Linked DNA regions of Homo sapiens: region 2 is linked to region 1. A link is a loop called in an ENCODE intact Hi-C map of the cell type or tissue named here. Cell type or tissue: K562. All regions are shown on one strand. Each heading gives the region's core, and the rest is flanking DNA. Links, peaks and the distances in the headings are about the cores only. Region 1 overlaps ASTN2 (astrotactin 2). Region 2 overlaps PAPPA (pappalysin 1).

What was found. A loop is a pair of places that touch in the nucleus more often than their neighbours do. Peaks named below come from ENCODE experiments on the same cell type or tissue, not always from the same donor. Only the 100,000 strongest peaks of a DNase experiment are listed, where the experiment ranks them.
Region 2: a loop joins it to region 1, with 3 times the contacts of the local background. A loop is called at or near these places in 3 of 110 quality-filtered maps.

Annotation. Positions count from the first base shown.
Region 1 is chr9:116,460,069-116,471,515 of GRCh38, reverse strand. All of the region lies in intron 20 of ASTN2 (astrotactin 2), which reads left to right. Among named protein-coding and RNA genes, the nearest start is that of ASTN2-AS1, 38 kb to the left of the region's middle. RefSeq lists enhancers at 1-99, 100-691, 6,150-6,294 and a cis regulatory region at 6,213-6,230. In K562, for the core only: no CTCF peak of the experiment used is centred there; DNase peaks (open chromatin) are centred at 5,145, 5,714 and 6,205; H3K4me3 peaks cover 157 bases.
Region 2 is chr9:116,388,489-116,393,488 of GRCh38, reverse strand. All of the region lies in intron 21 of PAPPA (pappalysin 1), which reads right to left. Among named protein-coding and RNA genes, the nearest start is that of PAPPA-AS1, 9.6 kb to the left of the region's middle. RefSeq lists a silencer at 2,401-2,500. In K562, for the core only: no CTCF peak of the experiment used is centred there; no DNase peak of the experiment used is centred there.

The sequences.
Region 1 (11,447 bases), core at 3,952-8,951:
CTGGCAGCCTTCCCAAAGACCCCTGGCTGGGTCAGGACTGATTTGCATTAGCATGTGTGAGGCCAGCCTGAAGGGGAGGGAGAGGCCCTGTTTTCAGGGAGTTTCAGGAGGCACCCCTGCCAGAAAAAGAAGTTACTATTTCTTTCTGGGAAACATTCACAGATTAAAACAAGCAAGAAAGGCCGGGAAGCTGTCTCGCTTGTGGAGAGGTTGTGTGTGGGTGAGCTGCCTATCTGACTCTCACGACTGGATCCAACTCCTCTCACCCTTATCGCAGGCCTGTCCCCAGAAATCTCTCCTCCAAAGAGTGTAGTAACTTAACACCATTACATAGATCTTTCTTAATCATATCTATAGCCTGTAACAGGGGGAAGAGAGAGAGCAAAGGGGCAAAGAAGACACTCAGAAGCTACAGGATAAGTAAACAGCAATTTTGCTGGCTTCTACACAGATATTAAATCAATTTAAAAAATCATTTTAAAAAAGAAAAAGGAGAGGAAACCCCAGAGATTTTTCATTTGTTTGTTTTTGCTTTAGTCTTGTTAATTTTTGAACAATACATCGTCTTAGAGTTATAACTTTCTTCCAGGAATCTCAATACCCTTGTCCCAATGTAGGTAACCAATGGCAGGCCAAGGAGAGTACCCACCATAAAGCATTGGCATTATGAAATATGCCATTTTTAGAGGCAAGAATCATGCCATTTACAGAGAGGACAAATGAGTTCTGGGTGCTTTATTGGACTTTATTTAACTTCCCATAATTTCCCTTATTCATCTTCACTCCACAATATGAATATGCTTTCTTCAGGTAGGACTTTTGCCTTCTCTTCAGTGAAGAGTGTTCATGTAAATACTTTGGAGTGCAAATAAAAGAATCAATGATATGAATGGCTATTATATAAAGAGTGCTTTCAATATACCAGGCACCATTCTAAATAATTTCTGTAAGTTAATCCATCCACCCTTCTCAATGAGACAGTGTTTTTTTATTATCACTATTTTGCAGATGAGAAAACCAAAGCCCAAAGAAGTCAAAAAAATTTACCAAAAGCCATGCCACAAGTCAGTAGCAGAGCCAGGATGTGAACTCAGACAGTTTGTCTCTAGAGTCTAACTTCCTAGTTATTAACTGATCCAGCATCCCCAGAAGTCACATTAGCATTTAAGGAGCCTAGCTCACACCACAGCATGCGCTCTTCCCCTTCACAGGGCCTCAGAACACGCCGAATCTTTTCCCTGGGTTAACACTATTCATCCTTCAGTGTTCAGCCTAAATCTTTTTATTTTTTTTATTTTTTATTTTTATTTTTGATATGGTGTCTCGCTCTGTCACCCAGGCTGGAGTGCAGTGGTGTGATCTTGGCTCACTGCAACCTCTGCCTCCCCAGTTCAAGCAATTCTCCTGGCTCAGCCTCCTGAGTAGCTGGGATTACAGGTGCCCACCACCATGCCCAGCTAATTTTTGTATTTTTAGTAGAGGCGGGTTTTGCCATGTTGGTCAGGCTGGTCTCGAACTCCTGACCTCAGGTGATCCTGCCACCTCGGCCTCCTAAAGTGCTGTGATTACAGACGTGAGCCACCGTGCCCAGCCTCAGCCTAAATCTACATCCTCAGAATGGCATCCCCAGAACCCATAATCTAAATTATGTACCTCACCTCCTTTCTTTATTGCAATTATCAAACATTACAATACAGATTTATGTGTGTATTAACGTTCCCTGTTAGACTTGACAGTTTATGGGGTATAGTGTTTGTTTTATCTGTGTACACTCAATTGCACAAACACAGAGACACTCAATAAGTATGTATTGTATACATAAGTGAATATATGCAATATCACATTTTAGCATAGCTAGAATTATTAGGCAGATACTTTTCCCCTCTCACTTTAGAGATGAAGAAATGAAGGCTCATGAAGGTTCAATAAATTGGCCAAAGTCACTGAGGGAATAAGTGGCAGAACTAGCATTTGAAAGCAGGTCTTTTCTGACCGACCTCAGAGCTCAGGCTCTGACCCGCTGAACTATATTCCCTCCTGCTGAGCTTTATAAGGGGCACAGGGGAATGAGGCAGGGTTTGCCCTAAAAAGTTCTCTATTCTGCTGGGAGGAGCCAGTTGTATACATAAACCACTATACCACAAGCCAATTGAAATTGGTGAACTGGTTCTATGACGTCATATAGATCATGGACTATGGAAAAAAAAAACCACTTGAGAGAGCAAGGAAGTTTTTAGCAGCCAGGATGACTTCCTTCTGCCTTTATTTATCCAACACACATTTATTCTCTAAGGGTATGTTTAAATGTGACACCCTCCCTATTAACATTTAACGTTTGTTTATTCTATTAGTTTTTGAGTACCTTTTTCTCTGTACAACTCAGCACTACATTCTTGGAACCCAGAGATGAACGAGACATTGTCTCTGCTTCCATGGAACTCACGATGAAATGTGGTCAATGATATGAGAGTTCAGACGAGAGAATGCCTTTCAGCCCAGTGAAAGCTGCCTAGAAAGGATGACATTTTATTTAAGTTTTAAAGAATGATCAGAATTACTAAGATGCAGATACCAAGAAAAGGAAACATGATTTTCCAAGAAGAGGAGGTCATATGTGCAAAGTTACTGAGAAGCAAGGCAACATGGCACATTTGCAACCCCTACTCAAGTTATTATGGTGCAAAGGAACAAATTCGGATGATGAAAGAAGTTGGTAGAGCTCAAATCATAAGGGACTATTTTGCCAACCTAAGGAGTGTGGACTTTATCTTGAAAGTAAAGAGAGCTATTAAGGGTCATGAGCCGGCTGCTCAGTTGACATTGTCAGATTTGCTCTTTAGGAAGATCACTCTGGCTAATACACTAGCAACAGATTAGAGGTGTGACAAAACTATAGGAAGTAATTTGGGAAGCTGTTCCCAAAGCCTGGATGAGAGCCAGTGAGGGCTAGTGTAGGCAAGAGTTGGAAGAAAGAAGGGAGATTAAAATCTTCAGTGTCAGATTAACAGAGGGTGAGAGATGAGCCACAGACAATTCCTCTGTGTACATGAGCATCCTTCCTGATGCTGGTTGGTAAGAACTCTACTCCAATTCCTTGCCTCTTAGGTGGGCCCAAGGTAGAGTAGTACTGGTGACAACCAGGAAACTTTCTCCTAACACGTCCTATGTACTATAACTGTCCTGTGGAGGATAAACAATAAGTAAGCCTATTTGAGTTGGCAAAAGTCCCCATTTCTTCCTTACTAATTTTTATAGGTAATTAGCTCTCATCTCTTTCTGAAAAAGGAAAGAAAGCCTTTGGGAGTGCCACTAGTATATGAGAGGCTAGCAGGGTTGAAAGAAGAATGAGTTGTGGTTTCTTTCCCCAGAAACCTCACATTCCAGTGGGGATAACAGCAAGTAAAGTATTGATAATGATAGTGTCATTCACGGCTTCATGTCCTCAGTACTGACACTCAGAGGAATGAGAAGCTAGTCCTTTCTGAACAGGTATGGGTCTTTCCCAGAGCCTGGAAATTTGGTTCTGCACCAGGTAGAAAGAGACCTAGCCAACGTTGTGTGGCCAGGCAGTGACAGAGGTTTTGTTTGCTCATCACTAGGCTGAGCTGCAGAGCCAATCGTAGGAGCAAACTTCATTCTGGGAAAAGAGTTCACTACAGTCCTGCTAATGATAACAACTACCTACCCTACCATTTCTTGAATATTTAGAAATGTGCCAGATATTAAGTTTAATGTGTGATTTAAAAACATTATCTTGTTTAATCATCACAACAACTTTATAAAGGATATTTACATGAGTTTAGACTCTTGGAGGCAACGGACAGAAACTCAAATGAAAGTTGTTAAGGAAAATAGAATGTATCTGCTTATATAACTGGGAAGTCTAACAGTGTGCTGACTTCAGCCCCAGCTGAATCCAGGAGTTCAAATGACGTCGTAAGATTCTGTCTCGGCCGGGTGCAGTGGCTTACGCCTGTAATCCGAGCACTTTGGGAGGCTGAGGCAGGCGGATCACGAGGTCAAGAGATTGAGACCATCCTGGCCAACATGGTGAAACCTTGTCTCTATTAAAAATACAAAAATTAGCTGGAAGTGGTGGCGTGCGCCTGTAGTCCCAGCTACTTGGGAGGCTGAAGCAGGAGAATTGCTTGAACCCGGGAGGGGGAGGTTGCAGTGAGCCAAGATCGCACCACTGCACTCCAGCCTGGTGACAGAGCGAGACTCTGTCTCAAAAGAAGAAAAAAAAGGACTCTCTCTCTCTCTATCTCTTTCCTCAAGTTTGCTGTGTGCTGGCTGCATTCTAAAGTGAGTTTTCCTTATGAGGGGTATGAAGATGGAACCTAGCAACTGTAGACTTTGATAGTCCTTCATGCTTTTAATCTCAGAAAGAAAGAAACACACCAAACCCCTTTTCCAGCACCCCTATCAATCCTCAAGAAGGGACTCTTGCTGCCTTGCTTGGCTGATGTCACCACTCCTCTGGTGAGAGGCAGGAACATGAGAGGAACAGTCCCACCCAAACCACATTGAGAACTGCAGAAATAGTTCGTCAGTGGCTATAGGTACCATGCTTCCAAAAGAAGGCGTAACAATGTCTGGGTAAGGAAAACAAACAAAACTGATAGCAAAAAATGTTATTCTCAGAGTCTTATTATCCCCATTCTACAGATGAGAAAACAGAAGCCCCACAAATCATGGGTTATGGAGAAAAAAAAGCTTGGGAGAACAAGGAAGTTTTTAGCACCAGGCATGACCTCCTCCTGCCTTTATTTACCTAACACATATTTATTCTCTAAGGGTATGCTCAAATGTGACATCCTCCCTATTAACACTGGGCAGAAGCACAAAGCCGGGTCCATATCTAGGTCATTCTGATGCCAAAACTCTGGACCTGAACTTCTGCCCTGCATTGCCTCATCTTACACTGGATGTTCTGTCTGAGGAAGGTGTGGGAAGGTAGAAAACCCTACTTGGAGGCAGCAACCAAATTTATGAAAAGAGAATAGGTGAGGAAGGTCACAGAGAGAATGGGCTGGTAGGAATTGTGAAGCAGGCTGCTGTAAGGAACTGCCTAGAAGTTCCAGCCTCATATCTAGCCTTTGAGAAACGTTTGCTGAGCCAATGACGTCAAGACTCATTGTTGCAGAGCAGAGATAAGAGAAGGTGGCTGGACTGGCCAAGAAGCTAGAGATCTGAAGTGCCTTAATGCTGTCTTAGTCCTTGGACCAATGCAAACCTCACAGAGATTTTTCTGCAAGAGGGGGAACAGTTTTGTCTTCAAAGTCAAGGTGAATGCAGCATAAGGAGCCCTGGACCAGCAGTTGATTAAGTACCAGCTCTATCACTCTTCCACTATGCGTCCTTGATTCAAAAGCCCGCTTCCCACCCTCCCCGCAAACAGCAAGTTCACTGAATGTAAAATGTGGGCAATAAACCCTGCTTTGTCTTGCTTTCAAGGTTATTTGTGCAATACGCTTTGCAAAGTATAAATTGATAGGTGTCAGGGATGTGTTCATTTGTTTTAATCATGAATACTGAAATAAAATAAAGTATGGAGAAAGTACAATAAGCCACCACGTGTCATTATTCAGGATTACTGCATGTCAGTACTGTCACATTTGCTTCAGAGCTCTTTATTTTCTCCTAAAGGAAATTAAAGACACACTTGAAGACTACTCATCAAGTAGCCTTCTCAGCCCCATTCTGCCCCTCCCATCTCGCCTAAAACACAGCCACTCTCCTGAATCTGCATTAGTCTAATCCGCAGAGCAAAGTGGGTTTGTGTTTGTTTGCTTGCTTACTTTTAAATTTGCGCCATGATCCTTAGTTTCATATGTAAGCAAATGGAAACTGCAGCTGCTTCCAGCTGACAACTTGCAGCTTGTATTGTTATTATTTATTATTAATAGTAATTTAATTTCTGTATAACGATATGTTCAAAACCAAGTCACAAAAAGTACCACTGGATGTTATCTCTCTCCTGGGAACTCTTCCCCCCTTTTATGTCAATCAATACCTGTAAGAAAATAAATATTTTAATAATGTGTTCTTCTAATCTTGTGCTTACGCAAAGCCTTACGTCTCTGAGAGCTTGTCCAGCCGTGGCGAGGTCTTATCAGGGCCGGATGCCCCAACCGTACCCAGCCAGCCAGTTGCTCCCATTCTGGTAACTCAAGGTTTCTAAGGCTGATGTGTCCAGTCGACCAGAAAGGCTTATCTTCATGGGGCAAAGGGAGCCGGTTGGTGGCTGGGGCTCTGAGATATTAGACAAAGGCTGCACAGGGTCGCCTGAGTTCAAAGCAACAATCAAACCTGCTGGCTGTAGTGAAAAGGGACAGCATGATAGAGAGTATGCAGCCTTCGTGGTGGAGGCAGACAGACTTGGATTTTAAACTTGTGCTCTGCCACATCTCAGGCAGGTGTGCTAAGGGTATGCTCAAATGTGACATCCTCCCTATTAACATTAGGCAGAAGCACAGAGCCGGGTCCATATCTAGGTCATTCCCTCCATAACGACTACAGGGAAAGACCTGCAGTGACCTGCTCTGAGCCTCTTCATATAGTCTGCAACAGTTGGGTTGAAGAGGCACCTTCTTTGCAAGTTTCTTAGGAAAATAGACATCAGGCATATCGCACCCATTGTGCCTCACACTTACTTATCAGTGAGTGGTTGATGGGAAGAAATGGTAAGTTGATCCCTATAGGCAAGTAGAGACCCCAGCAGTGTGTCCCAGAGAGCAAGCTTCAAAGCAGTAAGAGATGGGAAACAAACAAAAAACAGAAACAAAATTGCCCAGTACAAAGGCTCTCTGGAGACTCAACTGGCACACAGAACTCAATATGTTAGTCATGCAGTTTCTCATATTCTACCCCCACTCCCATATATGCAACATGCACACAGCTACATGAATACTCAATACTCAGGGATATGCTTCAGCACAAACATCCATACATGAATGGACCACATAACTGCTCTCAAGGAAGATAATTATAACCAACATATTGAATGCTGTGGGCCAGTCACTCTGCTAAGCCTTTACTAGTATTTTACAATGATTCCAGGACACTAGTAACATCAATATCTATGCATTACCATTGATGGAAGTGAGTCCTAGAGAGATGATGCTATTGTGTTCAAATCACAATTAGTGAATAGCAAACAAATAATCCTCACAAAAATCTATATGACTTAGAAAACCAAGTGCATAACTCTGTGCTGCATTGCCACTTCACATACATGGGTGCCACACTTACCCATCCTCCCATATTATTACCAGGCTTAGGGATACACAGCCTCAGACATACAGATATATATATATATTTGTTTATATAGCTATACATTATGACATTTGTCATAATGTCCACACACTGACAAATATACATTCAACCATTAATTTGTTTACTTATTCAACATATCTTTAATACTCCTCTGCTATGTGTCAGATTCTGGCTATATAGAGACAGAAATGGCTGAGAATGGTGGCTGGCACCTTTAATCTCAGCACTTTGGGAGGCCGAGGTGGGAAGATCACTTGAGACTAGGAGTTCAAGGCCAGCCTGGACAACATAATGAAACCCTGTCTCTCTCAAAAAAAAAAAAAAAAAAACACAAAACTCTGTTCATGGTGGCATGCACCTGTGATCCCAGCTACTCAAGGGTTGAGGTAGCAGGATTGCAAGACCCTGAGGCCCTGTCTCAAGAAAACAAACAGACAGATAACATGCAGCCCTGGCCTTTCAGGAGCTCACAGCGTAGTGGAGAAGATAGAGTAGGAAACACAATGTAACTATAATGAAGTTATTTGCAAGACACTAAGAAAAGCACAGGAGAGGGAGCTGTCTTCTTTTCCATACTAAAACTATACCCCTTACATTAGTTTAATTCAACTGTCAGAGAAGGCTTCCCAGAGGGAGGGACATGTGAAGGAATGGAAGTGCCCCAGAGAGGTGACAGGCATTATAGGCAGAGAGAACATTCAGCAGGGACACAGCAAAAGCCCATAGGCTGAGGGACAATGGCATGCTTGAGAAACAATATGTTGTTTGGTATTGCTGAAGCATATAATGAAGGCTGAGAAGTTGAGAGGAGGATGGCAGGAGTTAGGAGATAAAGTCCTGATGTCAAATCCCTTTGTGAACCAGCTTAGGGAGAATAGTTTTTATGTTATGGATGGTGGGGAGAGATCGAAGAGCTTTGAGGTAGGACAGCACTGGATAACCATTTCAGAAAAAGACCCTTGGAGAAGTGTGATGAACAGATTAGGGTGGTGTGGGATGTAAGGGAGAAGCCTGAGAGACTGGTTGGGAGATGGTTCTAATTGGCCGGGTGAGAAATGGTTGCAGCCTGAACTAGAGCAGTTGCAATGGAGAAAAAGGCGGGTACATTTGAGAAATTGTTGAAGTATAGACTTAATAGAACTTGGAAACTGATTGAATATGGGAGTGAGACAGAGGGAAGGGTTGGGGATGATACCCAGGGCATGACTGAGTGACTAAATGGATGCTGCTGCCATTCACCATGATGGGGAGGATGACAGGAAGAACAGTTTTGGGGGATGTGAGGAGTGTGAAGGCAGGAGATTAAGATGTCTTTGGACATCCAAAGGAGATATCCAGTGACTAGCAGGTAATATTAGTTAGAAATTTACTTCAGATTGCCATATGCAAATTGTATATATGGGCAGACACACACACACACACACACACACACACACACACACACACACATGCTCACCCAACACTTACCCTTAAAGAGCAATCCTAGGAGGATAAGAAGGCCTGTTGAGGTAAAAAGCTAGAACTTCCCTTAACCCAAGGAAAAGAATATTATCCCATCGTTCCTATATTATCACCAAACCTACTGACCTCTTTGAGCTTATCGGCTTGAAGAGTCAGGGAGTCAACAGTGAGTTTAGAGTAAAGCATTGAACTTTCATTTCAGACATTCTTTATTCCACAGTATAATCCTGGTGATTTTTCTACACCTGCCCCTTGTAAGGCAAGAAATTCTCCTTTCTCTGTACTTTTCAAGAAGAATACAGGATTATTATTGCATGGCATGGATTAAGACAGGGATTCCCAAAGAATTGAGATGTAGCATGGCAGAAGGTTAAGAGCCCTGGCTCTGAAGCCAAGCTGTTTGGGTTTGAATCATTGCTCTGTATATCCTAGCCAGGACATACTGGGCAAGTTGCTGAAGCTCACTGTGCTCCCATTTCTTCCTGTGTAAAAGGAAGACAATGATAAAACCTACTTCATGGGATTGTGGTGAAGTTAGATAGCCTCCTAGCACATTATATGTGCTTCATCAGTTCAAAGGTTTTACATATGAGGACATTTTAAAAATGTCCCATGGGGGCTCAAATTGTAGCAGAAAGAGAGTGGTCTTTAGAATCAGGCTTGGGTTTAAACCCTGGCTTGCCAATTACCGGTTGGATGAGCTTGGGCAAATCATGCCAAACCAGAGCTTTAGTTTCTTCAATTATAAAATGGTGATAATAACCATTATTTAACAGGCCAACATGAGGATCAGAGGCAATTCATTTAAAGCTCCTTGCAAGATGCCTGACCTAAAATATGTGCAAAATACATGGTTGTGTGATCAATAGTTCTAGAATGGGTTTCTCACTGTTGTCGTCCATCTGTGAATGAGGCATGCGTAAGTCAGGATAGGCTAAGCTATGCTGAGTTAACACAAAAACTTTAGTGCATAACATAACAAAGCATTAATCGTCACTCACTGGACATACCTACTACAGGTTGGCAGGAAGCTCTATTCCAACAGTCACTCAGGGATCCACACTGATGGAGGCCCTCTATTGAATCATGAATATACCTTCTGGAATACATTGGCCTATGAGATGGGAAGAGAAGGCTGGAGAAGGCATACGAAATCTTAACCCACAGTTCACTGGATGGAAAAAAATCACATGGTCCCAGATGAAGAGGGAAGAAATAATATTCTAGGAGTGAGATGCCATGGATAGCTTTTATGTAGGAGAGACCACAATCTAGGTGCACAGATTTTTATATGTGTGTGTGCATGTGTGTACATATAAACAAGTATACACCTATATATGTGTACATATATATATGCGTATACATGTATATAAATATGTGTATTTTACACACACATATATTCAAAGAACAGTTTTTGAGGTCCTACTATGTGGTCTGGCACAATTTTTGGCACTGGGGATATATTAGTGAATAAAACAGACTAAATCCTGTTCTCATGAATTTTGTATTCAAGTGGGAGTGGAAAATAAAATCAATAAATATAATAAATAAGTAAATTATATAATATATTAGAAGATTATAAATCTTGTGAAGGAAAAATAAAGCTGGGTAAATTGTATTTGAAATGTACCATTTGGGGTATGGTCAAAATTTAAAAAGGGAACTTCATGGAAAAGGAGGTGAGGGAAGGAACTGGGGAGAAATTATTCCAGGCAGAGAGAGGAGGATGTGCACATTATTGGGAACATGCCAGAGGTTCAAGGTGAATTCCCCCACTAGATTGAATACAATTATTTCTGTTTAGCCAAAAAATAGGAAATGCTGATGAGGATCATTAAGAATGGTTGTTCTATAATAACTATGTATTGTGCTGTTACCATTTGTTAAGAAATGGGCTAAGGGCATCTTATCTACGCTACAGAATCCTCCTAACAGCCCAGTGTGGCAGATGGAACTCTGTTTATTTTACTGACAAAGAAACTAAGGCTGGAGGAGACCAAGTACTCACCCAGTGTCACAAGCCTGCAAGCAGCAGAGACCATCTTTAAACAAAGAACTTTCCCCGCTTATACATCCATGACCCTAAACTCTGCACCATATAGTTCCTTTGCAATCCTCGGATCCTACATTTACAAATTTTAAAAAGCCATAGCTATTCACTTAAGATTTCACTGAAGGTTCCATATTTCCTCTATAAGTAACACTTTCTACTTAAATGAGGAAATACGCGCAAAGGGTTGGGGTGGGAGATGTTGCTCAAACTCAAAAATAAAAAAGCTAAAGATAAAGGAGAACCATGCCATCATTAACGAGGCAGGATCCTCCTGACTCCACTGGTTTTGGTTTTTCTGTTTGTTTGACATATAATTCACATACCATGAAATTCACCTTTTTAAGGCTACAATTCAGTGGATTTTATGTTATAGATATTAACAAAGTTGCACAACCATCACAAGTAATTCCAGAACATTTTCATCACCCGAAAAAGAAACTCTGTAACCCATTAACAGTCATTTCCATTGCCCCTTCCTCCCAACCCCTGGCAACCACTAATCTACTTTTTATCTCTAGGAATTTGCCTATTGTGGACATTTCATATAAGTGGAATCATGCAATATATGTCCTTTGTGTCTGGATTCTTTCACTTAGCATGTTTTCAAGGCTCAGTGAATATTGTAGCTTGAATAAGGACTTCATTCCTTTTTATG
Region 2 (5,000 bases), core at 1-5,000, 74 kb after region 1:
CATGACTGTTATTGAACTCAGTCTTTATGCATTCAATGACCCATGAATGAATGAACAAATGAATGCATGAATATGCAGGCAGAATACAAGTCAGGGAGCCTCCACTTTTACAGTCAGTTGCTGGGTGACTTTGGACAAGTTACTTCCCTTCTCTGAGCTTGTTTCCCTGCCTATAATAAGAGTTGATTTTCATAGCTTCTAACTTCTCATCTGGCTGAAAATCCTTCTCAGTCTGAGAAAGGTAGAAGGCAAAGACCTGGCCAGAAAGGAACTTGAAACATAGAATTTCTTCACAGACCCTGTCTTGAATGCTCCCCTTCCTGTCCTCCCCAGTTCAATCAGCTTCTCCAAAATTGTTGGCTGGTAAGGCCTTGCCACCAGTTAGCTTCTCAGGCCGGTCTTGGCACTCTGGCTATGCTGGGGTGGTGTCACCTTTTTCTTCCTTCCCCAGGCCAGTCTGGGCAGTTTCAGCACTTCCGAAATAAACACTGGAGGAAACTCAATCAGAATATGACAAAGCCTAGGAGGGTTGGTCTCAGGAGGCCTATCCAGAGCCTCCTTGTCTCCACTACATGCTTGTAAGTAATATGTTGTAGACTTTATACAGAAACTGTATGACTTTCAGCAAGTCCCTGGCATCTTGTGGACTTCAGCCTCCCCATCTGTAAGACAAGGGTCTTTATCAAGACCTCGAAGGGCTCTAGTGAGGAGTCAGTGAAGTCATGTCAGGTCCAGTCCAGCTCTCAGAGTGCCCAATGTAGAGGAGACACATGGTGTTTTCTTCCCTCCTCTTGCCTCTTTGTGAACTGCCTGTTCAGAGCCTCCTCTGTTACAAGCTTCCTCACTTATCACAGATATAAAGCTGAGAAGAAAAGGGTGGAGATTTTCAGGTATTGCTAGGTCTAACCTGGAAAGGACTTGGGGACACCTGTTCATGCAGGCTCAAGCGGTGAATACCATTGTACACACACTAGTGATTCCAAAGGGCCTTCCACATGCCAGATGATTTCTATATGCTAGCTCTCTGACTCTGCACCACCTTGGGAGACTATCATTATTAGCTCCCCATCTTGCAGATGAGAAAATAGAGGCTTCAGAATGTTTAAAGCAAAACTAACCTGTCTCAGGCCTCAGTACCAGTCAGTGAGTTGGTGATGCAGGATTCCAAACCCCACTTCAAACACTTGAGAGCTTTTCAGCAAGTGAGAGTAAAAAGAAGGGGGAAAAAAAAGGTATTTTCTTCACAACCTGAAAAGGCTGACTGCTGCTTTGTCTTTTTAATCACCAATAACCTTTATCCTTATTATGTGCCTGGCACTGAGCTAAACTCAATGTGCATCATTATCTTACTCACTCTGCCCAGCAATGCTAAGAGGTAACTATTCTTACTATCCCCATTTTACATCTTAAAAGAAACTAAGATGCAAAGAGATGAATCAGTGGGCTGTCAGGTGGCCTGGCACTCCTCAGCACCATGCCCCAGGAGGACGGCAGAGCAGGAGTCAGGGTCCTCTCTTCACAGACGAAGAAACTGAGGCATGGAGAGAAGAATCACATCTTGATAAAATCAGAGCTCTGAGCCCAACTGCCAGATTCCCTGACTCCCCAAGCAGCTCCCCACCTTCTCCCCCAGGCGGCCTCCCAAGAAAACCTACCACCCACAGCATGAACACCATGGTGGCCAGTTTACATTTGGGGATTCTCAGCACCATGTGGCTAGGCTGTCCCATAAATGGCTTGGCCACCCACTCTGGGATTGTGTTAGCAAGCCAGGTCCATGATTAAGGGCCAGGATTCTCTCCTGTTTTTACTCGGGGCTAGAGATGGTGCTCCGGCACATGGGTTCTCCCTCTGGGTGAGCTGCTGAGGCTAACACCTCCATCTGTGAGTGTGAGTGGCTCAGGAATGCAGCTCAGGCAACTATACCACAAGGCCCTGGCTGCAGATCCTGTCCAGAGCTGAGAGACATGCAGGGGCTGGATTCTGACTCAGACTCCACAGGGAGGTAACTAGCAGAGCATGGTGGGGGTGCCGGTTGGAGAGGGACAACAGTCATGTTGTGCTGATGGTCAGAGAGCTTTGACTGTGTCTCCTGCTGGCTGTGGGGGGCCACATCACTGGCAGGTCACTTCACCTGGTTGAGTCTTAGGGTCTTGACAGTGCTGATGGAAAGATTTCATGAGTACCAAGTAGATAAAGGCATGATGCCAAGGACGAGGATTCCCCTGTAAGTTTCTTAAAGGTAGGATGGATACAGTACCTGGCATAAAACGTGGAACAGTTAATGTATACGAAGCTTGTTTAAATGAAGATAAAGTGGTCATGTGGATAAATGGAGGATAAAGTGGAAAAAATATGGGTAAATTAGAGGAAAGCACTGGCCTAGAGGAGAAAAAGACACGTTTGAGTCTTTGCCCTGTTGCTGACTTTCGTGTATGCTATCCGGCAAGTTACTTCCCTTTTCTGGGCTTCAGTTTCTCTATCTGTAAAAAGGAGGTACTAACAGTCCTACCACACAGAAGTATGTTGGGTAAAGTATGAAATGCAAGTAAAGCATTAGAATAATGCATGGCATAAAATATGGGCTCAATAAATGATGATGCTAGTGGTGATGGTGGTGATGGTTTTGACAGTGAGGTAATGATGATGATGGTGGTGGTAATAACATTGATAATGATGCTGATAAGTTTTTGGGATAGAAGGGCTGGATTCCATCATAGGACCAAGCTAAAATGAGTGCCTACTTCATCCATAAGGAAAAAGTCAGGGCTACATTCCAAAGCGGGGGGCAGGGGGAGGCAGAGGGTTTAATAACATTCCAGAAGCCAGTAATTTTTGAACATGGAAGAGTTAGTCTAGTGTGCTTAGCCATCTGCTTGTTGTCTCTTACTAATCCTCCAAGTTAAGCATATCTACTCTCTCTTCCAAAAGGCCTTCTGGGATTCCCTACACTGGCTCAGTGCTTCAAATCCTCCTGAATACCCCCCACTGGCCTCTGGATAAAGTTCAATCTCCCTGGCTTGGGTGATAAAAGCCTTGCTTATCCATCTAGGCTTATCTTTTATCCCTTTTCCCCTTGCACCATGCTCTGGGCATACTCAGGGAATTATAATTTCCTTAACACTTTCCCTGGTGTCTGGGCCTTTGCACAGACTGTTCCTCTCGCCAAAGATACCCTTTTCCCTCCCACCCCTATCTCTGGTCCTTCCTTACTCCTTTCATCTGGGAAATACCTTCTGGACCTTTCATTTATTGCCTTTGGTGTTGCCTTCTCTGGGAAACTTCGCTGACCTCCTGACTTGCTGTGTCTCCATGAGTACTTGCTATACTCTAAATGTCTGGCTACTCATCCATAAGACATGAATTCATTCAGCTGGGACCAAGTTCTTGCTCATGGCCTAGTACAGTATCTGTCACACAGCAGGTAATACCCTAAATTCACTCATGCAAAAAGTATTTATTTGTGGGTGTTGAGTACCTACTATTGGACAGGAAACAATGAGGTACACTGGAAATTTGAATATATCAATAAACAAACAAGAAGCACATTCTTATCCTCATTAATTCTGCATTCTAGCATCAAGAGGAGTAGGGGTCATCTGATCATAAATAATAAATATATTTTATAGTGTGTGCCAGGGTGATAAGTATTAGGGAAGAAAGAAAGAAAAAAAAAAACAGAAGGCAAAGCAAATGAGTGTGGGAGTGCCAGGGGTGATGTGGGTTGGGTGGTCAGGGTTGGAGTCATTGAGAACATGGCACTTGGGCAAAGACTTGAAAGAGGTGAAGGAGTGAGTCATGAGGATGAATAGAAGAGGGTTCTTAGCCAAAGAAATTGCCAGTGACACAGTGACAAAGGCTGTAAAGTAGAAGGATGCCTGAGCTGAACTAAGGATAGCAAGGGGTCCAGAATGCCAGAGGTGAATAAGAAAAGGCATAGACAGTGGAAAGGGGGCAAAGTCAGAGAAGCAATGTGGGTGGGCAAAGCACCCACATTTTCCCAAGAGCTTTGTAGGCATTGGGAAAACTTTGGTTTTTCATTCCAAGTAAAATGGGAAGGAACTGTATGTCTTTGCATTGAGGTGTGATATGATCTGACTGGATTTAAAAGGACTATTCTGCGAGGTCAGGAGTTCAAGACCAGCCTGAGCAATATGGTGAAACCCCGTCTCTACTAAAAATACAAAAATTAGCCAGGTGTGGTGGTGTGTGCCTGTAATCCCAGCTACTCTGGAGGCTGAGGCAGGAGAATTGCTTGAACCTGGGAGGCGGAGGTTGCAGTGAGCCAAGATTATGCCACTGCACTCCAGCCTGGGTGACAAGAGTGAGACTCTGTTTCCAAAAAAAAAAAAAAAAAAAGGATTATTCTGGCTGCTAGGTCAAGAAGAGACACTGATGTACATCCCCAAGTCAGCTACCCAACATCCAGCCCTTTGTCAATGTAGGTTATCACCCACTCTGCTAAGAAGGTTGCTCTCCATGTAATGATGTTGATTATTTTTCCATATCTTATAGAATCACTAGCCTTCTTAGACCAATGACCAATGTGCTACATGTTGGGTATAATGTCTTTTCTTAAGAAACCATGTTCTCATTTAGGTAGGGTTTAAGATTTAGTAAATCTGTCATTTAGCAAATATTGCAGCCAGCCCTACACATAGTTGCATGAATTGGGTGCACCATCCTGTGCTGAGATGTGTTTCTGGGATTAACCTCTTCTTATTCTCTGTAGGTCTCAGTCTTAACTAGCCTTCAACTTCCTGCTCAATGACCAACTCATCCAGGAAGCCATGTGAAGAGTCCTTAGGCACATTTTTAGAAAGCCTTGTTATGTTGAGTTATTAGACAGGAATCTAATTCAAATATCAAAACATAAAAACCCAAAGTGAGTCTGGCCTACCCAAGGTCACAGAGTTAATAAGTCACAGAACCAGGACTATACCCCAACTCCCCAGACATCTATAAGAATCACTCTCTTAGCAGCCATCTGAAACATGACC